Regions from separate parts of the Homo sapiens genome. Here region 2 is linked to region 1. Evidence: read pairs that join two places in POLR2A ChIA-PET (ENCODE). Cell type or tissue: Panc1. All regions are shown on one strand. Each heading gives the region's core, and the rest is flanking DNA. Links, peaks and the distances in the headings are about the cores only.

Evidence for each region. ChIA-PET counts read pairs that join two places held together with the same protein. Peaks named below come from ENCODE experiments on the same cell type or tissue, not always from the same donor. Only the 100,000 strongest peaks of a DNase experiment are listed, where the experiment ranks them.
Region 2: POLR2A ChIA-PET joins it to region 1 with 11 read pairs; 2 of 35 experiments call an interaction of 5 or more read pairs at or near these places.

Annotation. Positions count from the first base shown.
Region 1 is chr7:12,255,539-12,272,284 of GRCh38, forward strand. No RefSeq gene overlaps it. Among named protein-coding and RNA genes, the nearest start is that of TMEM106B, 53 kb to the left of the region's middle. In Panc1, for the core only: no CTCF peak of the experiment used is centred there; no DNase peak of the experiment used is centred there; H3K27ac peaks cover 97 bases.
Region 2 is chr7:12,187,011-12,203,756 of GRCh38, forward strand. No RefSeq gene overlaps it. Among named protein-coding and RNA genes, the nearest start is that of TMEM106B, 16 kb to the right of the region's middle. In Panc1, for the core only: no CTCF peak of the experiment used is centred there; no DNase peak of the experiment used is centred there; H3K27ac peaks cover 2,506 bases.

The DNA.
Region 1 (16,746 bases), core at 3,022-11,021:
GTATCATAAGTGAAATCACAGCAAGTAGCAATAATAACTGAGAAAAAAATACTAGCAACGTATGTGACAAAGAGTTGTATTCTTTAAAACTGAAAAATCAGTAAGTGAAAAGCCCTTTCATTTTTAAAAACAATCTTTTCAGGTATAAAATCTCATCTGAGTTTAAATCAAAATTTCAATCTTTGAATTCAAAACTTAACCCTAGTGTCAGCTTAGGCCTTGGTGATGTTCACTTCTATATTTATCATGTAAGCAGTCTATGTTTGTTTTGCATAGAGATATTTAATAAGTCATTTAAAGGTTAGGTTCCACAAACAGTTTTCTTTTACTCAATGCAATATAACAATACAACATTCCTATTATGATATCTATTTTTAATATGAAGACAGTTTAATGTTTTATTCTCCATAGTAGCAAATGATTTTTATGGAATAAGAGTCTTACATATATTGGCTAGATGATTGACGATTATGGAAATCAAGTTGATATTGCTTTGTTAATCTTTACATGAAGTATGCTCATTTAAACAAATATATCATTTGTGAATTATATACAAACAATGTAATGTAGGTGAATTGTACTGACACTTTAAAGGTAAATATAGTGTTTGGATTTATGTGATCTCAAAGAACAAAGCAGCTATATGACTAACAAATCAGCTGCCCTTCGTGTGATGGCTTCTTTATGTGTTAGTCATCTATTTGGGACTCTCTTATGATTCTAATAGCACATTTTCTCATGAAGATAATGTCATGACTTCCTTGGATGGAAACTTCTAGTTGTCTCACAACATCTATTCTCCTTTTCTTTCTTAGAACCCTGTGTTTTAGGTGGGCCTATTGCCAATCAAAGATTACCTTTAGTAGCTCATCTTGTGGCTAGATATGGCATATGATTAAATCTAGGTCAATAATATGCAGGCGGAAGCATAATATGAGACTCATGAGTAGTGATGAAAGAAAAAGGGCCTGCTCTTATGTCAATCATCTTCTCTGTTGCCTCGAACCCAGACTTAATGATGGGATCTCTAACAGGTTTTTCAGACTATGAAGTAATTATAAACTTGGAAACAACACTGAAAGTGATGAAGCACATGATAGAATTCCCAGTCTTTGTGACACAGTGAAGCCTCTCTACTGGTTTTAGATTTCTTAGCTTCAGACATTTTTTAAGAAAGAGAAACTTCTATCACATTTAAGCAAATATTATGTTTGACATTTCTGTTATATGCAGCTGAATCTGACAGAATCCTAAATTTTCTTTCAAAGAAGATTAATAATTTTTAAAATACACATGTGCTCAATATATATCTGATACTGGCAGCATGTTAAAGAGGAGGAAGTGATCAGCTTATTCTAATGTAGTTGATGGTATCAAGTATAATGAATACTGAGAACCAACCACTGGATCTAGTAATGTGAAGATCATTGCTTGCTTTGAAAAGAACAGTTTTTAATAACTATTGACGAAAAAAGGAGACATGAAAGGAGCCAAAACACATTTGAAGTAGGTTTAACAGAGAATGGGAAGAAAGGATTTGCAGAAGAGGATCTACACAAGTCATTTAAATAATTTTGTTGCAAAAGTGATAAATAAAAGGAGAAAGCAACAGAGGAAATGGGATTAGAAGGTATTTTAAAAGAAAAAATAAAAGCATTGTTGCATGACCGTAGGTATGATCAAGGAAGAGAAGGAAATATTGCTAACGCAGAGCCTAGACCAACTGGGAGGGATGTGATATAGAGCCCAGAGGAGCAATCACTTCAAATGGGAACATGGATGGCTCATTTATAGGCCCAAGTGGGAAGGCAAAAGTTGTGAGTGGGAATGGTGGTAAGTGAGTACAAGTCGTGGTGGAAGACTATGCCACTTATGTATTGCTACAGTTTTTAAGAAATATAGGAAGCAAGGCCATTGGCTAAGAGTGATGATAGAGGAGATTTGGAGGTGTGAGAAGAGAGTCTTTTAAGGGGATGCTTCCCAAACTTAAATACACTATGCAGAAGAATCTCCTAGTATCTTGATAAAACTCAGGTTCGTATTCAGTAGGTCTAGGATGGGGTCTGAGATCTGTATTTCTCAGAATATCTAGGTAATATCAATAGTGTTGGCCCATGGGCTACACATGGAGTAGCAAAGTTCTATGAGAAATGAGAAAGTTGAGTGAATCAGGAAAGTACTGAGTGCGTAACAGCATTAAACATCTACTGGAGTTCATTGCTGTTAACTGAAAGTGAAACTAATCAGAATATTTGTGTGTTTTGTTCCAACTACTCTGGGCTTAAATGAGGCCAAATGTGGCTGGAAGTGAAAGTGAAAATGATGAAGGAAGAGAGATATGAGTCAAGGGTGTGTGCACTGGAGAGGTTATAATTGGTAAATTTAAGCTGGGTTAGGAGGGAGAAGTGTTACAGAGTGAATATATCCTGCCGCAACTCATTTGTTGAAGCTCTAACCCCCAGTGCAATGGAATTTAGAGGTAAGGCCTAAGGGAGATAATTAGAGCTAGATGGGGTCATGTAAGTGGGTCCCTCATGATGAGATTAGTGGCCTTATAAATAGAGTATGAGAGAGACCTCTCCTCTCTTTACCCAAAAAAAAAAAAAAAACAAAAAAAAAAAAAAAAAATATCAGTGCACCCAGAAAAGATCTTTGCACTGAGGAAAGATCACATGAGGACACAGCAAGAAGGCAGCTGCCTGCAATCCAAGAGACAGCTGTCACCAAAACCTGAATTGGCTGGCACTCTTGATCTTGGACTTCCCAGCCACTGGGACCATGAGAAAATACATTTCTGTTATTTAAGCCACCACACTTCGTTATGGCAGCTTGAGCAGACTAGTAACGAAGGAGACGGAACAACAAGAAGGTAAGGGTCAGTAAAAACAGATTCGTGAAAAAGGTGATGTTGAAATTTTTGTGATGAGGAGACTAGATAATGAGATTATAGTTGGGGAGGATACCAGGTACTGACAATGTCAAGGTCTAGGATGTGACCATGAGACTGAGTGGTTGAATTAGGGTGGAAGACAAGCTTTGGGGAAGAGGGGAGTTCAAGAAACAGAGGCGCCCACATTTAAAAGGACTATTCATGTTCTCATCAAAACCTGAAATAAAGAAGAGAATGACAGTGAGTCAGGGGCTAACAGTTATAGTGACTGATGTAACTGATGATACTTTCAAAGATGCAAGTTTCAAAGAGAAGAGGTAATAATGTGCTAGAAATGACAACAGTAGATACCTTTTGCTGAATGCCTTCTAATACAAGTTAAGCACTCTGTAGACATTGTGTCTGTTCATTCACAAATAACATCACCATTCACACCATTCATCACCATTCATAAATAAAGAATCTGAAGTTCAGAGAGGTTAATTAACTTTCCTAAGGTCACACAACTAGTAAGTGGATGTACTATGGTTTCAGAACCAATCAGTTTGAATCTAAAGGCCCCATGATGGATAAGCTGCTTATTTTAAAGTTTTTTTTCCTTAATAGTTTTTACATATCCAGAAGCAAAAGCAAGAAAACATTTTTCAACAGTTTCATCTCCTCAAAAATAAACAGAAACTAGAGCTAGAGCTAAAAGCCTATTTCTTTCTTCTTGTTATTCAAACCACACTCACTTCATACTACCTCATACACTTCAGTCTGTGATATGATACATAGTAGGTCTTCCAGACTTTAAAGTTTAATGTTCCACCTTTGTGATTTTTGTCATTTCTACTTACTTCCTAAACCCAAATTCTACCTGATTTAGCTTTCTCCTAGGGAATGATATCTATCATACCACAGTTTAGTGGGGAAATAATATTATTTTAAAATGCAGTGAAATATATAACTAGTAAAGTATACTTGTGTACAGAGAAAAATCAAGTTCTATCTCACTGGTAGCAAGCATATCAAATTTGGGGAAATTCAGGGATGGAGGCTATGGCATCGGGCTAGAAGTCAAAAGGCTAGAGTTCCGGACTAGCTCTTCCACTTATGGAGCTGTGCACTTGCAAAATATGCAGACTTTCAAAGCCTCTGGTCTCTGGAATGGATTTAGCACAATCTTGGCACATTGTATATTTTTCAATAAATATTAGCAAATATATCAATAATTTTCATGTCACCCACTGGTTACTTATAATCCCTCAAATATTTTGCCTCTTCTTTGTATCTCTGGAAGGAGATGAAATAGCCTTTCAACTACAGGTTTTCTAAAAGCTGGGTGTGCACTGTTTCTGCTATGCTACAAGAAGGTGAAACCATATAACTCAAAAGAAAGAGACAATCCTAAGAAAAATGAGTTAATTTCATAAACCTGAGTTGTAATTCTCAGATGCAGAATATTAAAAAGCCAACACTTTCTGTAAGAGCTTTCAGGACTCCAGGGGAAGCTTGATCTGTCTAATAAACTATAATGATAATAACCAAGCATACCTCACAGGGGTACTAAGCTTTAATGACTCAATACTCGTGGAACCTTTTGAGCACCTCCAATGTTATGTAAGCATAAATGAATAAGTAGGGACATTATATACCATTGTTATTTCTGCATTAAATTTATCTTGATAATTTCTTACAATATCTTATAAGGCAGGCACTGTATGAGACTAATACATGAACAAAGATATGAAAGAAATATAATATATAGTAGTGCTTTCCAATGAAATAATTATACTCTTATATTAGTGAAAGAGAATGGGGTCATTAATTGTACCTCTAAAAAGTCATTCCTCGATTGTAAAGAAGGCAAATGAGAATCTGGAATAGACACTTAAGATATAAATGTCTATAAAGAGTTTGAAAAAACACTTGCTATTTTTTTTTCCTATGGAAGAGACATCTAAGTTTTTAGATGCATTTTTTACACTGAAGAAATTTTAATGATTCTTTCACTGTTTAAGTTATAACTTCATAAAAATTTCATACATTTTTATATATCTTTCATCTTGCCTTTCTATCCTCTCCTCCATAGCATCTCTGTGCTATGATAGTACTTTAATGTCCTAGTTTAACAATAAATCCTCGCAACCCTATATATGTTTGTCATATTTTCCAAAACACACAACTGTAATTGTTATACTGTCCTGAATTTCAACTGAGGTAGCTAAGCATAGGATACAATGACACAAGCAATCTCTTCAACAAACTTTGGTGTAATACCTGGATCTCCATCAATGAAAGAGTCATTTTTGTCAGAAAATATCAACCTTTAAAATGGAAAATCCCCTGAAAGAATTCTACTGAGGAGACTGCTCTTCTCACCCTTGCCTTTTTTCTTCTACCTAGCTGACATCATTTTCCTCAAGACAAAGGGAGTTTGTAAGGGTGAGAGGAGAGAAAAAATAATCAGTCATCTCTTCATGAGGAGAGTAATTCTGGGTGTGACAATTCTGTACCAAGGTTTGAGCAGATTTCACTTCCTGAGACAGGACAGGGGATGTTGGGAGGTGGGAAGACATCAATACTAAATCCACATGCTTCCCATTCTTCCTAGGAGCAGACAAGATTGGCAATAAGCAGCAGAGTCACATGCCTCCAGTACCAAGATCATATTTTCCATTTACTGAATATTATTCTCAGTATTCTGGGTCAAGGTCCAGAACTTTCATGCACAGTTAATTGTATTTTACGTGTCAAACACCCTAAATTTTGTCCCTCCGGTAGCATTGTTATCAATAGAACTCAGACCTGGACCAGAAGGGGCTGTGCCTCAGCAGCTGCTAAAGCTGCCTTTCACCACATACTCCCCACAGGGCCAAGGACATGTGGCCACTCAGAGCCTGTGCTCCACCTTGTAGACCATGACATGGGTACCTGGGACTCTGGATGGCTGTTCCAAAAGCCCCAAGCCCACTTCCCAGCTCTGTGGGGCTCTTTCCTGAAGTATCTCTTTCTGCTGAGTTGCCGGCAGGGTGTGTCCAGGGTGAACCACAATGGTGTCAAGAAACAGCCGTGTGTTCTCATTGTTCAATTCCCACCTATGAGTGAGAACATGCAGTGTTTGGTTTTTTGTCCTTGTGAGTTTGCTGAGAATGATGGTTTCCAGCTTCATCCATGTCCCCACAAAGGACATGAACTCATCATTTTTTATGGCTGCATAGTATTCCATGGTGTATATGTGCCACATTTTCTTAATCCAGTCTATCATTGTTGGACATTTGGCTTGGTTCCAAGTGTTTGCTATTGTGAATAGTGCTGCAATAAACATACATGTGCTTGTGTCTTTATAGCAGCATGATTTATAATCCTTTGGGTGGGGGGGGGGAGGGGGGAGGGATAGCATTAGGAGATATACGTAATGTTAAATGATGAGTTAATGGGTGCAGCACACCAACATGGCATATGTATACATATGTAACTAACCTGAACGTTGTGCACATGTACCCTAAAGCTTAAAGTATAATTAAAAAAAAAAAGAAACAACCGTTAACAGAGATGTCCATTGTTCTTTGTTGTGAGGGTGTCCTGAGGGCACTGGAAGCCCCTCAAATGCAGGATGCTGCTGGGATGGTCAGAAGCAGCAGAAGAAAAGTGGATGGTGGAGTGGAGACAGCTAGAGGCAGGGGACCAGCTTCCACCATCACATTCAGTTGCAGACCAAAGGGTCTGAAAATTCTAAATGAGAATCTTGCCTTCCAGCCTAGCCTCGGCCTCCTTCTAAGATGTTTAAAGAAAAGCCTGGGACATAGGGCCTGAGGTCACTAAGTGGACAGAGGATTCCAGGCATGGACTGGGTGAGGTAAAGACAAACCTCAAAGCCACCAAGAAATTTCTCCCCTTCCCTGACTGAGCTACCTTGCCCCCACACTGTTTATGGCAGAAACAAAATTCAGAAATTATGCTATTCATGTTACTGTTCCTTTACACATATTTTAAAAGCTTTTTTCTTATAAAGCTGTATTCATTTGTATAAATGTACAAACTTTTTACAGTTTATCTTTCTTATTCCTTTTTTATATTTAGACAGGCTGGATCTGATTATGTAAGAAGCACTCATGGCTTTCCTGGGTATAAGATTTGGTATAAGGGTGAGAGAAAATTACTGATTATAATGAGTATATTTTTATTTTCATGCTACCATGCAAAAGGGGAATGAGAGATGGAGGAATATTATGCAGACTATGAAGTTTTCTTGAAATCGTACTTTAAGAAACATATATTAAAGTGCTTCTTTTTCCATTGTGAGCAAAGCACTGATCTATATATAAAATGGAAAAATGATTAAATTTGTAATCAGAAGTATGAATAGATAAGTGGCTATTATGTAGAAACCTATATTAAAGTATATTAAAAAATTATTGTAGAACTTTATCTTAGGCAATAGAATGGAAGAATTTTAGAAATAACCATTCATTTTATATGTGTAAGAAAGTTGAGACCCAGAGCCTCAGCCGAGGCCCCATAATTAATTAGCATGGCACTAGATTTCTAATTTAAGGAGTTTTTGCTGTAGTCTGTCACAAATAATGGATCCATCATTAAGACAAAATACCCAAAAAGCTACTTAATAATACCTATGGCTCTCCAACTATTTCTGTTGAACTAATGTAAACATTCCCCAGTCCCACGTCTCTACATTCCTGGTTTGTTATATAAGAATTGCTAATTATTGCTTGCTATTTGATTATTGCTTAATGGCTTACCTGGAATTGACTGACTAAGCCAATATTCTGCAAACCTAGGGAAAACTATGTATAAATGGTTAACTGAATAGTTATGGTCCTTAGCTCTTAATTTAAGGACTCCTTGGCTAAACAATGAAAGGATCACTGAATAACACATTTCATTTGAGGGAAATATTCATCAGAAGTCTTCATTCAACCCTAAAATTATGGGTGTTTTAGATCTGTGATCAGGATCACCAATCAAAACACCACTTCTCAGTGTTTGACTAGAACATTAGAGTATAAATGGTCTTGTATATACACGGCAGAAGTCTGATTTAGTTTTTAAAAATGTGAACAATGAAAAAATGGTTATAAAAATTACATTAACAATTTTAAAGAAATGCAAATTATATTTTGATACGTTTCTATTTTGTCTGTGCGACACAACTAAAAGTGGATTATGTTAGAGAAAATCAAACCTACATTGATTTTATTTGCATGAGAAAGGTATCTTTTCAAAAATTCAAATGTAACTTACATAAAGTGTTTAAATCTTAAATATATATCTCGATTATTTTTTATATGTTGACTTACTCATGTAACCACTTCCCAAATCAAGGTACAAGACATTCCAGACCCCTTCCTTGAAGATTCCCTTGTGCTCTTATCCAGACAATACTCTCCACCCCACCACACAATTCTGACTTTGGTCACCACATGTATTGGTCCATTCTTACGCTGCTATGAAGAAATACCCGAGACTGGGTAATTTATAAAGAAAAGAGGTTTAATTGACTCACAATTCCGCATGGCTAGGGGTGCCTCAGGAAACTTACAATTATGTTGGAAGGCGCCTTTCACAGGGTGGCAGGAGAGACAGTGAGTGCAAGCTGGGGAAATGCCAGATGCTTACAAAACCATCAGATCTTGTGAGACTCACTATCATGAAAACAGCATGGGGGAAACCAACACCATGATCCAGTTACCTCCACCTGGCCCCACCCTTATGGAGATTACAATTCAAGTGAGATTTTGGTGGGGACATGGAGCCAAACCATATCACCATATTAGTCTTGTTTCTTTTGGAACCTCCTGTAAATAGAGTCTTACATCAGGTACTATGTTGTGTCTCACTTATTTCACTCAACATTAACTCTGTAAGATTCATGCATGTTGTTGTGTGTATCAATAATCAGTTCTTTCTCACTGCTGTGCAGGAATTGGTAGGTTGACGTGTATAAGTAGGTTTAGCATTAGTAATGAATATCAAATATTTTTCTAAATTAATAAGGTAAAAGTTCTAGTTATTTCACATCCTCACTCATTCTTAATACTTTTGCTCATTTTCATTTTAGCCATTACCCACTGATGGGTAAGGAGTGACTTTAACTGGCATTTATCTGATAACTAATATTCTGAGGATCTTTTTATATATTCATTGGCTATTTTTCTATTCTCTTTTGGAAAGTGTTTAAATCTTTTACCCCCTTTTAAATGAATTTTTAAATTTAATATAAGTACTTCATTATATGTTCTCTATAAACCCATTATTGGGTATATATGTACTGCAAATATTTTCTCTCAGTTTGTGCTCACCTTTCATTGTCTGAATAATTTAATGAACAAAAAGTCTTATGTAAATAAAAGTCAATAGTTTAATGGTTATTATACAGATATGTTTTATCGTTTTCTTGGAGAATGTTGACTATTTTAGCTTTCAAATATAAGTCTTTGCCCCATCTTCAAAGTAGTTTTATGTGGTATAAAGGCCCATGTCCTTAAAAAAAATGCGTAATACAAATGACCCAACACCATTACTGAGAAGATGGTTATGTCTCCCTTGACTTGCAATTGAGTGCCCATGTTATTATATTGGTCTATTTTTGGACTAAATAAATCAGGTGCAGATGTTATTATATTGGTCTATTTTTGGACTACCTACACGTTTTTGTTTTTTTTTTTTTTTTGAGACGGAGTCTCACTCTGTCACCCAGGCTGGAGTACAGTGGCACCATCTTGGCTCACTGCAACCTCCACCTCCCGAGTTCAAGCAATTCTCCTGCCTCAGCCTCCCAAGTAGCTGAGATTACAGGTGCCCACCACCATTCCTGGCTAATTTTTGTATTTTTAGTAGAGACGGGGTTTCACCATGTTGGCCAGGCTAGTCTCGAACTCCTAACTCAGCCTCCCTAAGTGCTGGGATTACAGGCATGAGCCACCGCACCGGGCTTGAACTATGTATCCTTTTCACTGGTTTATTTGACTCTCCTTGCACCAATATTACAGTCTTAATTACTGTCTCTTTATAATAGGTCTTTGTATCTGTTAGTGTTGAGTTTTACAGCTGTGTTCTTCTTCAACATTACTGGACTCTTCTTATTCCCCTGCATACATTTTACTCTTCACACACATTTTAGAATAATCTTGATTTCCACTAAAAAAAATGCAGAATTTTTAAATGATATTGAATCTATAGACCAATTTAGGGAAGATTCACCTGTTAAAATATTTTCTTCCTATCCAGGATATCATCTGTATCTCTGCTTATTAGGTCTTTAACCTCTGTCAGTAATGTTTTCTATGTAATTCTAAACTCTGATCTTTGATTTTTTTTTTTTTTTTTTTTAACCTAGTGAAACTGCACTCTCTGGTAGGCTTCATTGCCTTGAGACTGCACTATCTGAATGGGCTCTATTTTCCTCAGTTGTTATACAGAAAATACCTGAGCAAGAAAGTTAGTGAATGTGGATACTTACCACATCTTCCCTTATCTCAAGAATTATAACTCTGTATGGTGGCCTCTTAGTGCCTGCAAATTATTGCTTTTTAAATTTAAAATATTTTTCCAGCTTGTATTGTATCCCAACATGAGCGAGTTTAAATCTGTTTCCAGCTACTTCAAAACAACCAGAACCAACCCTAAAATTTTAAAAGTAATTTTTACAAGAAAAATTGTATTTTAATATGTATTTTAACCAGTAGAATATTTTATCTACTTTTGCAATTTTTTGTTTTATTCTATAACTTTGTTCCCAAAAGACTGTAAGATATAATGGAATTGAAAATAAGAACAGTTTTTTTTTTTTTAATTCCTTCTTTCTTTTTTTTAATTCTTTTTTTTTTTTTTTTTTGAAAATGGGGTCTCTCTGTTTTGGCCAGGCCGGAGTGTGGTGGTACCATCTTGGCTCACTGCAACCTCCACCTCTTAGGCTCAAGCGATCCTCCCACCTCAGCCTCCTGAGTAGCTGGCACTATAGGCAAATGCCACCATACCTGGCTAATTTTTGCATGTTTTGGTAGAGATGGGGTTTCACCATGTTGCCCAGGTTGGTCTTGAACTCCTGAGCTCACATAATTTATCCATTTCAGCCTCTCAAAGTGCTGGGATTACAGGCATGAGCCACCATGCCCACCTAGAATCCAGTTTTTTAATGACAGTGCAGAATATCTGTTTTCTCTGATGTATAAGGTATTTATAGTAAGCGGCATTTTAAAAACTAGGTTTCCTTATGAAAGATTAATTCTACATGCTGAATACTTGATCCCAAACCAATGAAGTTCTTAATAAGATTGTTCGAGCTAGTCAGGGACCTAGCAGGATAAAAGAAAAAATGATACATTTAAATTAGGTAATTAGAGGAGTGTTTAACACAAGGGCTATTTACAAGTAGGTAGACATGGTGTAGAAAAACTACAAGAGTTAGTGCTATACTTGGACAAATAAATTACAGCACTAATACCACCCTTAGTAAAGAAGTGGCACAAAAATAGAGAGGGCTATTTTAAGAGGAATTCCTGACAAGAACTGAGATATTTAGTCAGGAGATTCATTCTTCCACGAAAAGGATGCCAGAAACGAAAAAACACATTCAGACCTCATTTTTCTCCCTTCGTTTATTCTCCTGCTGGAGCTTACCTTTTGGTCCAAATGAACAGGATGCCAAAGGAAAGGGAGCTTGTTGATGGAATTCATACAAGTTCAGTCTTCCAGAACACAGTGTAGGATGGAAATAAATAATGTTTCTGGTTGGGCAAACAGAAACTGTCTAGCACATCAGCGATAGGGTTTGTTTCTCCCCTAATAACCATTTCAAGTTGGACTTATTTTCTCAGAAAATAAATTCATAACACACATGCATAAATGCATGCATGTGTACATCTATCTATCTGTTACACCTCAGTTAAGTAAATTCCTAAAATCAAGTTTAATTTGAGACTATATTAACTACCTATGGAAGTAAACAGTTTTGTAAATTTGAAAATGGAAATTGCTGTTTACCTTATCTTGCACTTTCTAGCAGGTTCAAAGGCAAAGTTGTGAAGTAAGTCCTTTTCCTCCTCACTTTTGAACTCTTTCCACATTTTCTGTTTTATTAGACTATGAGAAGTTTAAGGCCTTAATGAAATGTAACTCCTCTCTATGGTACTCTACCCAACCTCTTAATATCTCAGGGAAAGACTTTCTATCCTACAATGATATCAATTAAACTAGAGTGACTTTCACAATACAAGTAACTGATACAGGATATATTGTATTTAAGAAGATGATTTCATAGGACAATAAATCCTCAAAGCCATAGTGATAATAATTTTATTGCAAAATGAATCACATAGTATCTTTTTGTTTACTCGAAGGGGAAGGTCCTAGTTTATGGTCCTTTTATACCTCTCTAACACTTTCTTATTCCCCTCTTCCCCCTTTAAATAGAGAGAGAGCATTCTGTAAACTCAGAATTATCATGATTGTAGTCCTGATAAACTGACATCTATTAATTAATAAAGGAGAGGCTGGGTGTGGTGGCTCACACCTGTAATCCCAGCACTTTGGGAGGCTGAGGTGGGCGGATCACCTGAGGTCGGCAGTTCAAGACCAGCCTGACCAACCTGGAGAAACCCTGTCTCTACTTAAAAAATACAAAATTAGCCAGGCATGGTGGTGCATGCCTGTAATCCCAGCTACTCAGGGCGGCTGAAGCAGAATTGCTTGAACTCAGGAGGCAGAGATTGCGTTGAGCCGAGATGGCACCATTGCACTCCAGCCTGGGCAACAAGAGCAAAACTCCATCTCAATCAATCAATAAATCAATCAATCAGTAAAGGAGAGAGTAAGATCTCATCTCAAAAAAAAAAAGTAGTTTTGAAATCCTTGCATTAATTTATTTACATTTACTCTCTATTAAGAGCAAATACTACCTGTTTAACACATATTGAAGTGATTTATTATATAACTTTATGTAATTTTTGTACATAAATTTCTAAAAGTAGAAAATATCAAGTCCATAATAGCATAAGCAGGACATATATAGGACAAACCTTATCCAGGTGGTAATTCTTAAGGTTTAAGGAAAATGGGCAATGTCTTTGTTTTTGTTCTCTGTTGTATTTTCTATTCTTTTAACAATGTGTGACACGGAGTAGATCATCAATAAACATATGTTGTGTGATTGAATTTTTAATTGGAATTTAAGACAGACTAGTAAAAAGAAATGTCTTTGGAAAGACACCTTCAAGCTATATCATGTAGGTCAATTCTAGTTTTGCCTACCCAAGAGGCTGAATCTACTGTTATGGAATGTGTTACTTGTCTTTCAAATTTCATCTTTGCTATGGTTTGAACGTTCCTGTTCCCTTTTGGGAAGTAATTAAGTCATGTGGGGTCAGCTCTGATGAATGGATTAGTACCCTTAGAAACGGGCTTGAGGAAACTAGCTAGGCCCTTTTTATCCCTTTGCTTTTTCCACCATGTGTGTGATGGCAGCGGTGGGCTGTATGGAGCTGCCATCATGCTGGCTTCAGCAGGGAGGTATGGGCAGTGGTGGCAGGAGTTGCTGCAGGAGCAGCGGTGGCAGCAGTGGGACCCCTATGTCCCACTTCCCCAAGGCAGCCAACTGTACCACCCCCATCCTTGCACAGCCAGGCAGGACCCGCTCACAGGCCCAGGGCCTCTGCCACAGCCTCAATCTTACTCCCCACTGCGTCCTGGGAGCCTGCGAGCACCTGGGCAAAGGTGCAACAGGGACTCGCAGGGCTGGCCTCAGGAACATAGGGTTCATTTGTGAGGGGTTGGCTGGGGCCACTGCACCACCTGCACCTCACCTGCCACCACTGCAAGGAAAATGCAGACAGGAGGCATGGATGGGGCTGCATGCTCCATGGAGCCAGTGGGAGCCGGGGACAAGCAGGAGCCCTGCCCCTTCCAAGCTGGCAGGGCAGAAGTTCCCCAGGTACAATTGCAACTGTCTAAGCCGGGGCTGCAACCTGGGCACCCCTGTGCTTTTGGAAGCCAGAAGCAGACAGGAGGCCTGCCCTCCCAGGCACAGTTGTGGCAGCCCAAGCCATAGCTGCACACCTAGGCACCTCTGCACTCTTGGTGGCCTGGGAAGACTCCCCATCCCACCACAGGCTCAGAAGTGCCTGCTCCCACTGTCCAGCTTCTCCCTGCTGTCAGCGCCCACTCTGATCAGACAGCAGAGTTGAGGCCAATTCTGGGTGATGTTGCAACCTAGCCAGGTATGTGCACACTTGGGGCAGTGATAACACGCCAGGCCCCTGCCGCCAGGCCCCTTCTGGACTTTGGGCACCAACAAGCCAGGGAGGGAGGCCAAGTGGTAGCTGAGGGCAGCTTGACCCTGGCCTGCAGGTGCCTCTCAGCATGAACAACCTGGGTGCCATGAACAGGAGCAGGAGGCAGACAGGCTCCTGTGTAGAAAGGGGTGGGTACCAATGAAGCGCCACCTTCAAACTGGGGAAGGCCTGAAGCGTGGGGGCCAGGCTGCTGGTCCCACAGACCTGAGTGGGAACTTGTGGCACATTTTGGGGACCTGCTCATGGCCGTCCATGGACCAATCAGCATGCACTTCATTCTCGCTGAGGCCCATAAAAGCCCCAGACCTCAGCCAGACTAGAAGACATGAGGAGATGACCAACTGCAGAGAGGAGCTACGCACTCTGCTGAGAGCAAAAGAGATGAGGGGATGACCAGCTGCATAGAGCAGCTACCCTCTCCCCTGAGAGCAGAAAAGATGACAGAACAACCAGCTGCAAAGAGCTGATACCCTCTCTGTTGAGGAAGAAGAGATGACAGGACGACCAGCGGTAGGGAGGAGCTACCCTCTCTGCTAGGAGCTGAACACTCATTGGGACACCCTGGCTACGGAGAGGAGCTACCCACTGCAGGTCTCCTCTGAGCTATTCTATTGCTCAGTAAAGCTCCTCCTCATCTTGCTCAACTTCTACTTGTCTGTGTACCTCATTCTTCTTGGATGCAAGACAAGAACTAGGCACCTGCCAAATGGCGGGGCTAAAAGAGCTGTAACATAAACTGGACTGAAACACACGCCTTACTCACAATGTTGCAGGTGACAAGAAGGAGAGAAGAGCTGCAGCCCTTAAGGGCCCAGACCTAGGAGCTCCCTAAGCCAAGGCTCTGACACCCTCTTTAGGGCTCTAAGGTTCTTGGCATCTCCAAGCATCTGGGTGCCACTGCATTCCCCAGTGTCAGCCAAGGAAGCTTCTTATGGTACACCTGGTCCAGCTGTGCTTCATAGGGAGCCAGCACCCATGCCAGTTCCTGGAACTGCCTGCCCCACCGCAGCCAGCATGTCTGGCTGTGCAGTGGCTGGACCCCACACTTGCTCACACACCCCTTGCTGCTCTGTGCCTGGCTTGCCCTTGGCACGTACGGTATCCAGGCCAGTAGTGTGAGCCAAGTGCAGCCTGCTGGGCCAAGTGGGTGGAATGAGCCCAGTAGGCCAGAGCAAAACTCAGAAAAAGGTGCTACTGGCCACAGAGGTTTCTGGCTGGTGAAGTGACACCCCAACGGTATTATAACATGAGGACACAGAATTCAAGGTGCCATCTTGAAGCAGAGGGAGCCGCTTTCACTCAACAATGAACCTACTGGCACCTTGATGTTCAGCTTCCCAGACTCCAGAACTGTGAGAAGTAAATTTCTATTCCTTGTAAGTTACTCAGTCTCAAGTATTTTGTTATAGCAGCACAAACGACTATGACAGTCTCATTATACAGGTTGAGCATCCCTAATCCAAAAACAGAAAATCTAAAATACTCCAAAATCCAAAACTTTTTGAGCATTGACGTGATACCACATGTGAAATATTCCACACCTTATCTCATGTGACAGGCCACAGTCAAAATGAAAGCACACAACACCCAGTTTGTTCAGTGTACCCAAGGTAGAAAAGATCCTCCCAGCCCACTTCTGCTGTGACGTATCTTTTCCATTCATGCCCAGATTCCCCCATGCAAGCGCATCCGAAAAGGGTAAGAAAATGGGACATGGGCAAGTCAGATGCACCAACAAGAGGTTCCCCATAATGCGCCACATGGGGCCAAGACCTATGTTCATTACTCACTGTGTGTGTTTTTTGTTGTTGTTTCTTCTCTGTTCTGTGGTATAAAGATGTTGTTGAAAATGTCAAAAATAAAAAGCTTGCAGATATTCCTATGTAACCGTGTTAAGAAGAAGAAGAAGAATGTATGTTTATCTACAGCACACAAAATTAAGCTATTGGAGAAACTGGACAGTGATTTAAATATAGATGTATTTTAAAAGTGTGGTGTTGGAATGACCACCACATATTACTTGAAGCAACAGAAAGATAAACAATTAAAATTCTGTGCTGCAAGTGATGAACAGAAGTTAATGAAAAATAGAAAATCACTGCCCAAATTTAAAACTGAAGATCTCAATGATGTATTGAAAGAGTGTATCCATCAGTGTTGCAGTGAACACATGCAACTTAATGGTATGCTGATCATAAGACAAGCAAAGATCTATCATGATAAACTGAAAATTTAAGGAAACTGAATATTCAGCAGGCTGGGTGCAGACATTTATGAAAAGACACAGCATTACATTTTTTAAGACTTGTGATGTTAAAGCATCTTCTGATCACAAAGTAGTAGAGAAATTCACTGATGAGTTTGCCGAAACATGATGAAAATCTGATGCCAGAACAAGTCTATAATGCTAATGAAACATTGCTGTTTTGGTGTTATTGCCCTAGAAATGGATATTGAAAGTGTTTTTAACATTGATAATGAGGCTCTAGTTCTTCACTCATTGACTGATTGTGAAGAGTCAAAATGGTTCCAAATCAAGGTAAGCATGATAGTATTGATGAC
Region 2 (16,746 bases), core at 5,067-13,066, 66 kb before region 1:
AAATTCCTGCTTTTTAAATTTTAAAATGCTTTGTGTTGCTTTCTCTTATCTGTCTTATTATTGAATATGTCACCAAATACCAAATGGTTTTATACACTAATAGTTCTAGCACCTTAAAAAAGAGATGAAGTTATTATCCAGGATAAAGTATAAATAAAAAATTTGCTGAATCCTAATCTGACCTGATGTGAATTAATACAGACTTCCATTTGTTTGCACCATCACTGTGTAAGGGTCCATCTAGTTAAAAACAGAACATAAGCAAAGAATAAATCAATAGGTATCTAGTTATTTATTATTTTGTATTAACATAGAACATAATTACAGTTTATTCTTATACATTATTTGTTTATATAAAAGCCTACCAATTTTACAGCTTGACTGTTTATAAGCAATAAGAAGGCTTTATAGGATCATCCTATCAAGGTGGGCTACTTGTATAATAACTGGAGTTTACAGAGAATCCACAATTCAGTCATTTGAATGACTGGATATTCATCAAGCTTTAGAGAGAAAATAATTAATCAAGAAGAAATATGTTTCCTATGTTTTCAGGTCAAAATATTACATCTTCTTTGTAAGATAAATGTTATTTCACAGTAAATAAAGTCTACAACATGATTAACCTCATATGAATTAATTGGAGAATCTTGAAGAAGCTAAATATAATGTTTACATTGATGAAGCTAAATCTAAGGTTTGTCTAGTAATTCCAATTTATCATTTTTCCAAAAAAAATTGACATATAGAATTATGCACTGGATGTTCAAATTCAAATACTTTATCATAAACATTTATCCATTTTCCACTATAATTTCTTTTATATTAATTTGAGCCAAATGTAAGATACTGCAGAAATTGTAGCTTTATATGGTTCAGCCTACATGTATCATCAAAAACACTAAGGGGCTTAAATACGAAATAAATAAAAAGAAAATGTAAAGAAGAATGCTGGCTTTTTTAAAGATAGACAAGCCTCTTTACTTGTGTTGTAAGCAAATTATTTGAAAAAAAATTAGGAAAATCACAGAAAGTATTAACATCCAAATGGCTCTTTCACTTTGAAAAACTTACATATAGCATTATGAGGTTGAAATAACCAATGTACGTGTGACATGTAAAATTACACTTTAACTTAATATTATAATCAGTGAGCTAATGGATGAGAGATTAATAAATTAAGACATTTCACTCTACACTGAATAGTTAAGTATGATTCATGCATAATTCTGGTTATAATTTATAGAGATTAACAATGAATTTGTAAAAGAAGAGATCCTTTATTTTTCTTTGAAATTTGACAATGGCAGGGCCTTGTTACCATCTCATGACTTAACAACCATATTGTGATACTAATGAATAACTTGTGACAACTGACACCTGATACTGCTGTAGCCAAAAACCTAGGGAGCAATCTGGCATAAATTTGTTAAGAATGTTAATGTCTATAATTAATTTTAATTCTGAACTAACTGTAAAATTGATACATTTTGGAGGTCATAAAGGTCAATTATCTATGGTGATTTAGGATATTGATACTGAACTGAGAGAAAAAAATGATGAAAACACCACTAATCTCATATTCAGTTTGTTAACTTATAAAATTTACAAAATGTTTAAACCAAATGAAATGTAATCAGATGATTTGAGAAATATTGTCTAGGGAAAGACACTAACAGTACAGAACTTTAAATATTCAAAATCTTCAGTGTAAGGTTGCTATAGTTTGGATCTCCCCCCAAACCTCATGTTGAAATCTGATCACCAACATTGGAGGTGGAGTCTAATTGGGAGAATCTGGCTCATGAGGCAGATTCCTCCCTCATGAATGGCATGGTGCTGTCCTTGTGATAATCAGTGAGTTCTTGTTCTATTAGTTCCAGCAAAAGCTGGTTGTTAAAAGAGCCTAGTCCCTCCTCCTCGGTTTCTTGCTTCCTCTCTTGCCACGTGATCTCCACACATGACAGCTCCACTTTGCCTTCCACCATGAGTAGAAGAAGCCTGAGACTCTCACCAGGAACAGATGCTGGTGCCATGCTTCTTGTCCAGCCTGCAAAACTATCAGCCAAATAAACCCTTTTTTCTTTACAATTTACCCAGTCTTGGATATTCCTTTATAGCAATGCTAAATGAACTAAACCAAAAATCGATATCTAGGAGTTGGGGGGTTGTTAAAGATATCTGAATATTTGAAGGGAGCTTTGAAACTGGGTAATGGACATAGGTTGGATGAGTTTGGAGGGCTCAGAAGAAGACAGGAAGATGAGGAAAAGTTGGAAGTTCTTAGAGACTGGTTAAATGGTTGTGACCAAAATGCTAATAGAAATATGGACAGTGTAGCCCAGGCTGATGAGGCCATAGCAAAGAACTTGGCTGCATTGTTTCCATGCTCCAGGTCTTTTGGGAAGGCCAAATTTAAGAGCAATGACATAGGGTATCTAGCGGAAGAAATCTCTAAGCTGCAAAGCACTCAAGAATTGGCATGCCTACTTTTAAGAGCTTACAATCAGATATGGAAGCAAACAAATGACTTAAAGTTGGAATTTATAACTAAAAGGGAAGCAGAGCATAAAATTTTGCAGGTTGGTCATTTGATGGAGAAGAAAAGAGCATTCTTAGGATAGGAATCCCAGGCTGTTGCAGAACAACCACTTACTAGAGAGATTAGTACAGATAAAAGGGAATCAAATGTTAATAGAACAATGGGAAAAAGACCCCAAAGGCATTTCAAAATCTTTGAGTCCATCCCTCCCATCACTGGCTCAGAGACCTAAAATAACAGGATGGTTTCAGGGGACAGGCCTGGGTCACGGCTACACTGCACCACCTTGGGATGCTACTCCTTAGGTTTTGACCACCCTAACTCTCACCATGGTTCAAAGAGCCCTAGGTACTACCTGGGCTGCTGCTCTGGAAGTTGCAAGCCATAAACCTTGGTGGCATTCATGTGGTGCTAAGTCTGTAGGTACTCAGAATGCAAGTGCCATGGAGGCTTGGCAAATTCCACCTAGATCTCAGAGGATATATTGGAAAGCCTGGGTGCCCGGGCAGAAGTCTGTCATGAGGTAGAGCCACTGAGAGAGCCTGTACTTGGGCAGTGCCTAGTACAGCTGTAAAAACAAAGGCACTACTCTCAGACTACAGAATTATAGAGCCATTGGTAGCATGCACCTTGTATTACTCCATTTTCACACTGCTGATAAAGACAGACCAGAGACTGGGCAATTTACAAAAGAGAGCTTATTTAGTTCCGTGTGGCTGGGGAGGCCTCACAATCCTGGCAGAAGGTGAAAGGCATGTCTCACATGGCAGCAGACAAGAGAAGCGATCTTGTGCAGGGAAACTACCCTTTATAAAACCATCAGATCTCATGAGACTTATTTACTATCACCAGCACAGGAAAGAGCTGCCCCTATGATTCAATTACCTCACCAGGTCCCTCCCACAGCACGTGGAAATTTAAGATGAGATTTGGGTGGGGACACAGCCAAACCATATCATTCTTCCATAGCCCCTTACAAATCTCATGTCCTCACATTTCAAAACCAATCATGCCTTCCCAACAGTCCCCCAAATTCTTAGCTCATTTCAGCATTAACTCAAAAGTCCACAGTCCAAAGTCTCATCCAAGACAAGGCAAGTGCCTTCCACCTATGAGCCTGTAAAATCAAAAGCAAGTTAGTTACTTCCTAGATACACTGGGGATACAGGCATTGGGTAAATACAGCTATTTCAAATGGGAGAAATTGGCCAAAAGAAAGGGGCTATAGGCCCCATGCAAGTCCAAAATCCAGCAGGGCAGTCAAATCTTAAATCTCCAAAATGATCTCCTTTGATTCTGTGTCTCACATCCAGGTCATGCTGATGCAAAAAGTGGGCTCCCGTGGCCGTGGCTTTGCAGGGTATAGCCACATCACTTGCCTGCTTTCATGAGCTGTCATTGAGCTTCTGGCTTTTCCAGGTGCACAGTGCAAGCTGTTGGTGGATCTACGATTCTGAGGTCTGGAGGACAGTGGCCCTCTTCTCACAGCTCCACTAGGCAGTGCCCCAGTAGGGACTCTTTGTTGGGGCTCTGATCCCACATTTCCCTTCTGCACAGCCACAGCAGAGGTTCTCCATGGGGGCCCTGCCCCTGCAGCAAACTTCTGCCTGGGCATCCAAGTGTTTCCATACATCCTCTGAAACCTAGGCAGAGGTTCCCAAATCTAAATTCTTGACTTCTGTGCACCCACAGGCTGAACACCATGTGGAAGCTGCCAAGGCTTGGGGCTTGCACCCTCTGAAACAACGGCCCAAGCTGTACCTTGGTTCCTTTTGGTCATGGCTGGAGTGGCTGGGACATGCTACTAAGCCCCTAGGCTGCACACAGCACAAGGATCCTGGGTCTGGCCCAAAAAACCATTTTTTTTCCTCCTAAATCTCTGGGCCTGTGATGAGAGGGACTGCTGCAAAGATCTCTGACATGCCCTGAAGACATTTTCCCCATTGTTTTAGTGATTAACATTCGGCTCCTTGTTACTTATGCAAATTTCTTCAGCAGGCTTGAATTTTTCCTCAGAAAATGGGATTTTATTTTCTATCACATTGTCAGGCTGCAAATTTTCCAAACTTTTATATTCTGTTTCCCTTTTAAAACTGAATGTCTTTAACAGCACCCAAGTCACCTCTTGAATGCTTTGCAGCTTAGAAATTTCTTCTACCAGATACCCTAAATCATCTCTCTCAAGTTCAAAGTTCCATAAATCTCTAGGACAGGGGAAAAATGCCACCAGTCTCTTTGCTAAAACATAACAAGAGTCACCTTTGCTCCAGTTCCCAACAAGTTCCTCTGCTCCATCTGAGACCACCTCAGCCTGGATTTCATTGTCCATATCATTATCAGCATTTTGGTCAAAGCCATTCAACAAGTCTCTCTGGAGTTCCAAACTTTCCCACATTTTCCTGTCTTCTTCTGAGCCCTCCAAACTGTTCCAACCCCTTCTTGTTACCCATTTCCAAAGTCACTTCCACATTTTCAGGTATCTTTTCAGCAGTGCCTCACTCTATTGGTACCAATTTACTGTATAAGTCCATTTTCATACTGCTGATAAAGACATACAAAGACTGGGCAATTTACAAAAGAAAGAGGTTTAATGGATTTACAGATCCATGTGGCTGGGGAGGCCCCACAATCATGGTGGAATTTGAAAGGCATGTCTCACATAGTGGCAGACAAGAAAAGAGGGTTCGTGCAGGGAAACTCTCCTTTATAAAACCATCAGATCTTGTGAGACTTACTCACTATCATGAGAAGAGTATGGGAAAGACATCTGTCCCCATGATTCAATTACCTCTCACTGGGTCCCTCCCACAACACATAGGAATTCAAGGTGAGATTTGCTTGGGGACATTGCCAAACCATATCACTCCTTCAGCCTGAAAAAGCCATTGATGTTTCTTCCCACTCATGAAAGCAGCCACATGGAGTACACCCGGCAAAGCTATTGGGGCACTGCTGCCTGAGGTCTTGAAACCCAGTCCTTGAACTAGTCCACAGAATGCAGGACATGAAGTTAAGGATTATTTTGGAGCTTTAAAATTTAATGTCATCCTTCCTGGGTTTTAGACTTGTGTGAGGCCTGTTACCCTTTTCTCTGGGCTGATTTATGCTTTTTGGAATAGGAATCTTTTACCCAATGCCTGTACAACCTTGGTATCTTGGAAGTAAATAACTTTTTTTTTTATTTTACGTGAACATAGCTGGAAGAGACTTGTCTCAGATGAAACTTTGGACTTTGGACTTTTGCTAGAACAAGTTAAGACTTTGGGGGATTGAAAAGGAATTATTATATCTTGCAATGTGAGGAGGACATTATTTCTAGGAGCCCAAGAACAGAGTGCTATAGTTTGGATGTTTGTTCTCTCAAATCTCATGGTGAAATTTGATGTCCACTGTTGGAGATGGGGCTTAATGGGAGGCTTTGAAGCCACAGAGGTGGATCCCTCATGAATAGATTAGTGCCCTCCCTGAGGCAAGTCGCAGGGATGGAAGTGAACTGCGGTGAGAACTGGTCATTAAAAATAACCTGGCACCTTGCTCCCTTCTCTCTTGCTTTCTCTCTCACCATATGAAGAGAGAATTTCTGCACATCTGGCTCCCCTTAGTCTTCTGCCATGAGTGGAAGCAGCCTGAAGCTTTCATCAGATGCCCAATCTTTCAGCCAGTGGAATTATGAGCAAAATAAACCTTTTTTTTCTTTATATACCCAGCCTCAGGTATTCTTTATAGCAACACAAATGGACTAAGACAAAGGTTAAAGACATTTTTAAAATTTAAACACCATTGACAACTTTTTTTTTTAATTTAAAACTAAATTTGAAGCATTTCTCTAGAGGGCAGAATTAGCCGGTAATTATGGTTGAGAGAATGATTCAGTGCCTTCTTGTTTAGTCCAGTACTATCACATTTTAGTTGCTGCTGTTGACACCTTGAGACAATCAAAAACAGAAAGTGGAAAAATACTTTATTAAAATTCCATCTTAAATTTCTTTCTCTGAAAGACATCCTGAGGTCATCAATGACTCTTGTATTTGAATATTTCCATCCAGCATCTAGAACATTAAATATACCAGGACTTCTAGCTATCTAAAATAATAATCCTTGTATTTCAGGCAGTATGGCTTAGAAGATAAGGAAGTGCATTCGATTTCAAAGTTACAATAATGTACAAGATAAATAGGATATTACTAGAGTTATAGCCTACAATGTAATTCATTATTTAGAACCACATAACATTTATTGTGAAATTTCCAAATTCTGTAATGATCAATTTATAAGGTATTGTCAGTATTATTGCATTATAGTAGTTTTCAAGGCTTAACTTTTATATTCCTAGAGTGCTCACTGTGTTGAATTCATTATAAAGACAATGTTCCAACATATATAAAGAAAAAGTAGAAGAGACAAGTCAACATACTGCCCTCATATTTTGGAACATTTTCTTGCAGTCTTAGCCTATTCCGTGCATTTACAGTTCTGTATCCTCCCTTAATACTAATTTAATTAGCTACTTCCATATTTTTTAATTTAAATTTTATTTTATTTTGTAATTTTAAAAACAAAGTTGAAAAATAGTCTTAGGAATACTTCAAACTGTTGGTTATTATATATTTCTGGTTATAAGTCTTTTTTTCATAAACAAAAAGTCTGAAAGAAGATTACACAAACATGGTAAAAAAAAAAAAAAAAACAGAAAAAACTGCTTTACTCACCATTACACACAGATAAAATTTATAAACTATGTCTCTGGATTCTTATTTATCTTTTCAGAAAGAAGCAATCTATAAACTATCCTTTCTTCTAGGAATGCTTTGACATTGACATTCCTGACCAGGTTTCTATGATGCATTGCTTCAGTATACTGATCCAGTATTAGATCCAATACTGATCTGATTTGTGTGGTCATTAGTAAGTCATACTGAATTACTATTTATAAGACAAATTTTCATTAACATGATAAAAATTAAGTTTCAACTGAGAATTAAAAAATGAATAAAAGAGAAAAATAAAGGATTAGATAATAAATACTACTTAATTCAACATGAATATTCATATTCAGTAAATTATGCTAAAATATTCATGTTAAATAAAATATGCTAAAATATTTATATTTAAAAATATGCTAAAATAAGGTCATTTCAAAGACATTAAAACAAACTGGCCTCCTAGAGTCATTCCAGACTGATGAGGAGAAGCTCATAGATCACTCATCATCCTTTGCTCAATGATAGCTTTGATTGATAGCATAAGATATCATCTTTGTATTTTATCTTGTTTAAATCTAAAGTCACACATCATAATATATTTCTATGTTAGCCACTTAGTGTAAGTAAAATAGTATATTTATGTTAGAGACTAAAAATTTATCATAACATCCCCCTAATCGGCATGCAATCCTTAAAGTGCGGCATCAACCTTATAAAGGGGAAAACGGATTACCTGCATACACATACGCGTACAAATATTCATACATCCACAAATTTGGATTCAGACTCATCTGAATTTTCAGCCTTGTGCTTTCCAGTCATACTGTTTCTTCTTTATATGAGAAGGCATAAGCATGAATATAACCATTCTTTTTGTGTTTGTTTTTGTTTTTAAACTCTTCTGTATCTAAGAGGTAAAAATAGATTCTTTTAAAAATCCCCTAATTAATAATAGTAATAACCAAGGTATGTACCCATGTGTAAGCAAATTATTGTAAGAAACTTCAGAATATTCTGTACCAATGTGTAAACATGTCATTGTAAGAAACTTCAAAATATTCTGAAGTAAACTTACAGTAACAACACCCATAAACTAATGTGTTCTGTGACAACTTAGAAAGCAATTCTTTTTCTGTGTGACATTTCATATAAACATGGTACCTTAATCCAAGTTTTATGATTTACTTACAATTATAATTTATTGACCAACATATTTTTTAAATAGACCATTTAATAACCGTATTACAATATGAATAATATCTAGAACATAAAAATATTCTGACTTTGGAGCTGGAGATCAGCCTGGTCAATATGGTGAAACTCCATCTCTACCAAAAATACAAAAATTAGCCAGTCATGGTGGTGGGCACCTGTAGTCCCAGCTACTTGGGAGGCTGAGGCAGGAGAATCACTTGAACCCAGGAGGCGGAGGTAGCAGTGAGCCAAGGTCGTACCACTGCACTCCTGCCTGAGCGACAGAGTGAGACTACACCTCAAAAAAAAAAAAAAATCATTCTGACTTTGAAATCTAATATTTTATGCCTTTGAATAATGCAGGAAAGTATTTAGAGTATAGATGATGAATTAACTAGTTGATAAGAGCAGTATACTAATGAGATTTTGGTTCCTTTACACTTCATTTAGTTTTGCATATCTTTTGCATATCTCAAAAATATACCCTTAAATCTTCAGACTGTGTGTCTTGGATTTCTATGTGTAATGTGCATGTGTATGTAGGTGTGTGAGAGACAGGAGTGAGCACACTGAATTAAGGTAAATGATCCTTATATCAAGAGCTATAAGTACATGTGTTTCTTACACTGGATTGATAGTACTGTTTATTTGAAAATGACATTTAACCATATTGCTTGTTAATTAAGTCACAACATTCTCTAAATCTAAAGTCTATTATGGTCTCCATTATATCATGTACAATTCTATAATTGATAAAATAATTTTAGTAGGTCTTTTCAGCAAATTTACCAGTGCTGATTCCAGGAATTAAACCTACTTATTCGATTGCTGTCCTGTGGCCTCAAAAAAAAAAAAAAAAAGTCACTAAACTGCAACGCATCTTACTAACTTGATATAATAAAAGCATCATATGTGTATCATAGAGCAGATATAGTAAAACAAAACATTCTTTTCCATTTTGGAAATTATTAAGAAACCAAATTTGATAGGTAGAGTGAATCCATGCGGAAAGCTCAGATAAAACAGTAAAACAATATAGATAGTGCTGCTCTGTAGAATTTTGATCCTGTTAAAATTTCTCTGCAGAATGTTACATAACTATCATCAATGACTGCTACACTGTTCACATTACAATAGCTACATTGTGTGACAAATGGAGAGTATATCTGTTTCAAGCATGCAATGTCCTATTAAAAGACTGATGCTTGGCCGTTATTCAGGCATCTCATTTCTCTCCTCAAAGTTAAAACACATATGTCATGATATTACTATTAATATTTCATGATTATACCACTACTTTTTCCTAATAAAATTATTTAGCATTTACTATGTCTAATTTTTACTTACCCAAAATTTATTTACACAAAATTTTATTTTGATGTTAATGTGATTAATCAAATACTATTTTGCTATGCCATCATTACTACTGATTACAGCATTTGCAAATATCTAAGGTAAGTCATTACAAGGAGGCCATTTTCAGGCATTTCTACTGTACCACAACGGTGGTGGGTTTTTGCTACCATAAATTTGTAATTTGTTAATGTAAACTAAAATATTTTAAGAGAACCCTTAAGTTCAATCTATATAAGCATGCTGATTTATAGTCAGTGAGCTATAGCAAAACAAGAAGCTAAGAGGCTTTAGAGAGAAGAGACTGGTGAGGTGGAAGTACATGGATGAGAAGAGCAGTAGAAAACCAAGATTTAACCAAGTTAAATCACAATCACGTGAATTTTTAATCTTAAAATCAATGTTCTTGAAACAGCAAACTGTAGAAAACGTTCTCTTTTCCACTAGGAAGTGCAAGAAATGGAGGAGGAAAAATGTTTACGAGTTACTGGGCACTCCTAATGAGAAGAAGATAATAGTGCTCCTTTTTTCTGCCTCTAGAGTAGAGGTGTTACCCATCACTATTGTCAAACCCTGTGGTCCAGTTTAATGAGTGCTCTCCTGAGTGGCTTTGATTAGCAAGATATTCTTTAAGTAAGTCTTCCTTCCTTTCTAGAGTATGATTCATGAGCTTTACAGAGAAGTTCATATGCTTATGAGAATTCCATGCAATAAATATGTGTGTGTGTGTGTGTGTGGAAAGGAACAAAGAATTGATGTTGGTGAGGAGGCAGTAGCCAAGTGAGCAAACACAAATAGAGATAATTAGTAACAATGAAAGATGAAATAATGACTACAGGATGAGTGGAGTTCATTAATTTTCCCTATTTCAGGCTTTAGCACCATTTAGCTGGAGAAAATATACATGGTTCAAATGACAGTAAAATATTTTAGTCTGTTTAAGATGCATTTATTCAACAACTATTTATTGTTTACCTATGGTATTTCAGGCATTGTGATCTCGGATAAACTTACTTTTCAAACTTTCTGATAAACATGAATTTTAGGACTTCCAAACATCCTGATAAACATGAATTTTAGCTCTTTTGCTTTTTTTTTGGAAACAGGGTCTTATACTGTTGCCTAGTGAGTGCAATGGTGTGATCACAGCTTACTGCATCCTGGAACTCCCCTGCTCATGCCCTTCTCCCACCAGCCTCCTCTGCTTTTTGTACTTAGTATCTTGTGAGTTCAATTTTTGAAAAATGTATAAAAGGTGGATGGAACGTTGTAATAAAAAAACACCCATGTAACTTAAAAATACACGAAGAAACTTTGAATTCAAATGTTTTACTTTGGAAATCAGACAGAGAAGCATTCCTACAGGGCTACATTTTCTCTTTGAAAGAACACCTGCTCAGCCCATTTGCCACACCTGAGAGATGCCTAGGCTATTTACATATCACGTTAACAATTTCAAAGATCTACAACCACCATAGGGATCAAAATTCTTTCCTGAGGCATTTTCTCAAAACAAGATCTATATTTACTAATTATTATGTAAGAAAATATTAATTGGGGAAGTAGTTGAAAGTATTGTAATTTCTCATCTAGTTTCTATGTGAGGTTCCAATATGAAAAACACATGAGTGGAAATTTGGAATAATTTTTACCAAGAAGAAAAAAATTGTCTTTACTGCAAAAATAATATAATATGAAAACAAAGATTATAACAATTATTACACATCATTTCATCTGTTGGCACCTAGGCCTTAATGCTTAAGAAGAAACACTTCAATAATTTTTGGTTGTTTATTTTTACTATTTTAAACAACTTTCTTTCAGATACTGTGATTAACAATGTTTTGGTTCAATAATCTTAATACTATGTTCAGAATTATTAGTTTAATATCAGCATAAGTTAGTTTATAATCAATACTCCAGGGGCAATTTTGTGGTCTTATGCAAAAAGTAAGATGATGAATGCATTTATGCTCTTTTCAACTTGGATTCTTTTTCCCAAAATTAGTAAAACTCTGTACTCTTCTTATTGCCTTAATTTGAGTAGATCAAATGGCAGTTACCCAGAGAATACCAGAGAATCCATAAAAGAAAAAGAGATAGGTACAATACACTCTCTCAAAAAAAAAATAGCTACACCTGGAGCTATAAAACTGGAACTAAATATTTTATAAGGAATATAAGAAAGACATCAACCTTTTTAGAAATATATCCAATAAAGACAATGCTTAAAACAAACTGAAGAATTACAAAAAACCACGTAGACTAAGAATTACGAAAATTTTTAAAACCAATATAGGACACAAACATTGAGAGACACAACAGAATAGCTAATGCATTTGGAAATCACAAGAAATAAACCCAGAATTGGTCAAAAAGAAGGCAACATCCCTACATATACTAGAACAAGTTTTACTGCAATTTCTTAGTAAAAAGGGAATCTGCAAACCCACTGTTACACATAATTATGTTCAGTTGATTGCAAAGTAAAATTTATAGTTTTCATTCCATAATGACTAAACATAAACATAATTCTTTATAGATTCCTAATAAAATAATCTTCCCAGGCATATTTGCAATGATGACCCCTGTGTTATTATTCTAGCCAAATTCTGGTGCCAGGAGTAGGAAGACAAAATAAGCAGATACTTCTCACAGGCTATTGTTTTTAACAAGGCTTATTTTTGTTTGGGTGCTCTACTTATTACATATGCATGCCTGATCTCTTGTGAAACTAAAGCCTTATAGGAATGTCAAGGTTAGAAGGGAGGCTCTGTAATTTTCCATTAGTCATCAGTTAGTAGATTCAAGCAGCAGAGAGTGTCTTTTGATAGGTTTACCTAGCTGGTGCCAAAGTCTGTTCAAATGTCCCCTAATGTTACTTACTTTTGTATTTGTGACTCAAAATACTACTGCCAAGGATTCTATGAGCTTTTCAAAACATTTCAATAAAAATAGGTTTGCAAATGCAATAGGAATGATTATATTAAGGAAAAAGTTCAAATAAATCTATAAACGAGTGGGGAAAAATGTACTTCCACGTAGATCATTAATTCTTAATAATGAGGATAATAAAAGTAAGACACTGATGATATACTATATACTTAACATTAGCTATGGGAAAATGATTAGCCAGTAAAAATACACAAAACACCAATCTGCACGATGAGCACATTCCGAGCAAAAGGTAGAGCAGAAATGAACCAAAATGGCAGGAAGAACAAGCCAGGAAAGTCGGAAGAAGAACAAGGATTACAGAATCCTGGCAAAGTGTTTACAGTTGGATTCTCTTGCAGAAGACATCAGTACCCACTTAAATGGCCATTTCGGCAAAACTCTGGCCCATATGCCTAGGGTCAGGCAGTGAAGGGGTAAAACCTACAACAGATGTGACCAGCTAAACAAAAGGGTACACTTGTGTGGAATTAATCCACCAAGTCTGCAGGACACAATTCTCATTTTTTTTTTCTAGTGTCTAACAGCATTCTCAAATTCCTTCTTTCAAGTATGTCATAGCTGCTATTATCATCTGATATCAGCTCTTTAAAGCTACTGCAACTTTGTCTGTTGGTTCCTAGGAATCAGTCTGTGTCTACTATCTGTTTCAAAATTTTGGATATCACACATGCCCATTTTCTGTCTTCTGAGTCTCTTTGTCCAATTATTCTTAAAATAAATCAGAAAATGACTAATAGTAAACATGAAAGAGAATTTAAGACAGATAACAACATTTTCATGATATTTACTACATGTATTCTATTTAAAAGTGATATCAAAATTATTTATGATCAGATCAAGCCAGGTATACAGGAGAAAATACAGCTACCCAAATATAGAGTCAAAGAGTCAAGTTCCATTAATTATTCACCCCTTTATTTTATTTTTCATAAAAGTGATTTATTTCAAATTATAGTAATATTAACATGTATTTCAAAGCCAACATATCATTTCTCTATTTTATGAAACGATATTGTGAAGATACTGCAATGAATGAGAAAGACACAAAGACACAAAAAGGGGCTTTAAAATTTACCCAGGTACTCAAGGTCAGAAGAGGCAATAGGCACAAATTCCAGGAAAACTGTTTGGGCAACAGAGATCAGAAAAGAAAGTAAAAAACCTAGGCAACATAGGCCAACCAAAGGCAAATCTTGTACACGATTAAAATTTAGAACCCAAGTCTGAATATTAATGGGAATTATAGGATACCAACATCAAATAGGGCCCTGAACTAATGAATTGGATTTGTAACTTTATTGTTTGAGGAAAAGAAAGTAAAGAGTTTTGAGCCTCATAAATGAAAAGCCAAGACAAATCAGAACCTCCATGCTGAAAGACAATGTAAGATAAAGAGAAAAAAATAGATTCTAATACTTTATCTAAGAACAAATTTTTAATAGTTTATTGAAGTGTAACTTACATATAATAAACTATGTATTTTAATTGATCAATTCAATGAGTTTGAGCAATTGCCCACAACCCTATAACTGTCACCCAAAACAAAATGAAGAATACTTATACAATCCCAGAAATTTCCCTTATGCTCATTTTCCTGTCAATTTCTACCTCTACCTGAGGAAACCACTTTCTGCTTTCTATAACCAAGTATTTATTTTGCCTTTTCTGGGAATTTGTATAAATAGAATCACATTATATGAATTCTTTGGCATCTAGATTTGTTTGCACAAAAAAAGTTCTTGAGATTTGTCCATGTTGCTTATACCAGTAGCTCCTTTTTATTGATGAATAGCATTCCATTATATAAATTACGAATGTGCAAATGTATGTCACCTTGCTTATCCCGTTGATGGATATTTGGTGTCTTTTTTTTCTCCAAGTTATGGCTAAGTATAAGGCTGCTATGAGTACTCATGTACAAATCTTTTTGTGGACATGTTTGATGTCCTTGTAGATCTCTGGGTCTAGAATGCATGTGTTTATAAGAACCTGCCAGTTCTCAGCCAGGTGCGGTGGCTCATGCCTATAATCCCAGCACTTTGGGAGGCTGAGACGGGTGGATCACCTGAGATCAGGAGTTCGAGACCAGCCTGGCCAACATGGTGAAACCCCGTCTCTACTAAAAAATACAAAAAAATTAGCCGGGCATGGTACTACTCAGGAGCCTGAGGCAGGAGAATTGCTTGAACCCAGGAGGCGGAGATTGCAGTGAACCAAGATCACGCCACTGCATTCCAGCCTGGGTGATAAGAGCAAAACTCCATCTCAAAAAAAGAAAAAAAAAAAGAAAGAAAGAAAGAAATTACCAGTTCTCTAAAGAATTGATTTTTACATCCCACTAGCAATACCTGAGTATTTTAAATTATTCCACACGTTTATCAATGAAATTTCCATGTACCCCATGCCCAGTTTCCCTATAACAGCTTACATTAGCAAGGTACATTTGTTACAATTAATGAACCAATAACGATACATTGGCCATACTTTATTCTGGTTCCCTTAGTCTGTACTTAATATACTCTTCCTGTTTCGGGATTCCATCCAAGAAGTATTATTACATTTAATTGTCATGTCTTCTTAGCCATGAAACTGTGACAGTTTCTCAGACTTCCACTCTTCCACTCTTTTTGACGACCCTCACAGTTTTGAAGAGTTCTGGTTATTTTGTAAAATAATTTGGTATTTTGTAAAATGTCCCTCACTTGGGATTTGTCTAATGTTTTCCTCATGACTAGATTGGGTGTGATGGTTAATTTTATATGTCAACTTGGGTGAGTCATGGTGCCCAAACGTATAATCAAACATTATTCTGGATGTTTCTGTGTGGTGTTGCTTGGATGAAGCTTATATTTAAATCAGTGGACTTTGAGTAAAGCAGATTGCCCTCCAATAATGTGGGTGGGCTTCATGCAATCAGTAGAAGGTCTGAATAGAACAGAAGTCTGCACCCCACAGCAACAGGGAATTCTGCTAACACATGGTTTTTGGACTTCAACTGTAACATTGGCTCTGAGTTTCCATCCTGACTGCCTTTGTACTGGAACTGCTACTCTTTCCTGAATCTCCAGCCTACCAGCCTCCCCCTTCAGATTTTGGACTCACCAAGCCTCCATAATCATGTGAGCCAATTTCTTAATATAAACCTCTCTCTCTATCTCTCATACACAGACACAGACACAGACACACACACACACACACACACACAGACACACACATTCTATTGGTCTATTTCTCTGGAGAATCCTAACCAATCTTAGGGAGGAAGACTCAGAAATCTTGGGGAGAATCCTAACCAGTCTTGGGGAGGAAGACTCAGGAAAAAAAAAGTGTCATTCTCATCACACTATATCTACGGTACATAATATAAACATGACTTATCCCTGTTGTCAACCTTGATTATCTGGCTGAGGTAGTATGGGTCAATTTCTAAACTGTGTTTACCATTTCCCCCCTTTCTATACTGTGTTCTTTGGAAGGAAATCACCATATGCAGCCCGCACTTAGGAAGTAGGGAGTTATGTTCTGCCTCCTTGAAGGTGTTATATTTACATAAATTATTTGGGGCCAGGTGCCGTGGCTCATGCCTGTAATTCCAGCAATTTGGGAGGCTAAGGTGGGAGGATCACTTGAGACCAGAAGTTTGAGACTGGCCTGTGCAACACAGTGAGACCTCACCTCCACACATACAAAAATAATTTTTTTAAAAATTAGCCAGGTGTGGTGACACACACCTGTGGTCCTAGCTACTCCAGAGGCTGAGGTGAGAGGATTACATGAGCCCAGGAGGTCAAGGTTGCAGTGAGCCGTGATCTTGCCACTGAACTACAGCCTGGGTGACAGAATGAGATCTTGACTCAAAAAAAAGTATATAAATATATATATATATATACATATATATATATATAAAAATATGTATATATATATATATTTGGAATTCTCCTACATAGGAGATTTGTCTATTTCCCCCCACTCATTTCCTCAGTCATTTATTCATAT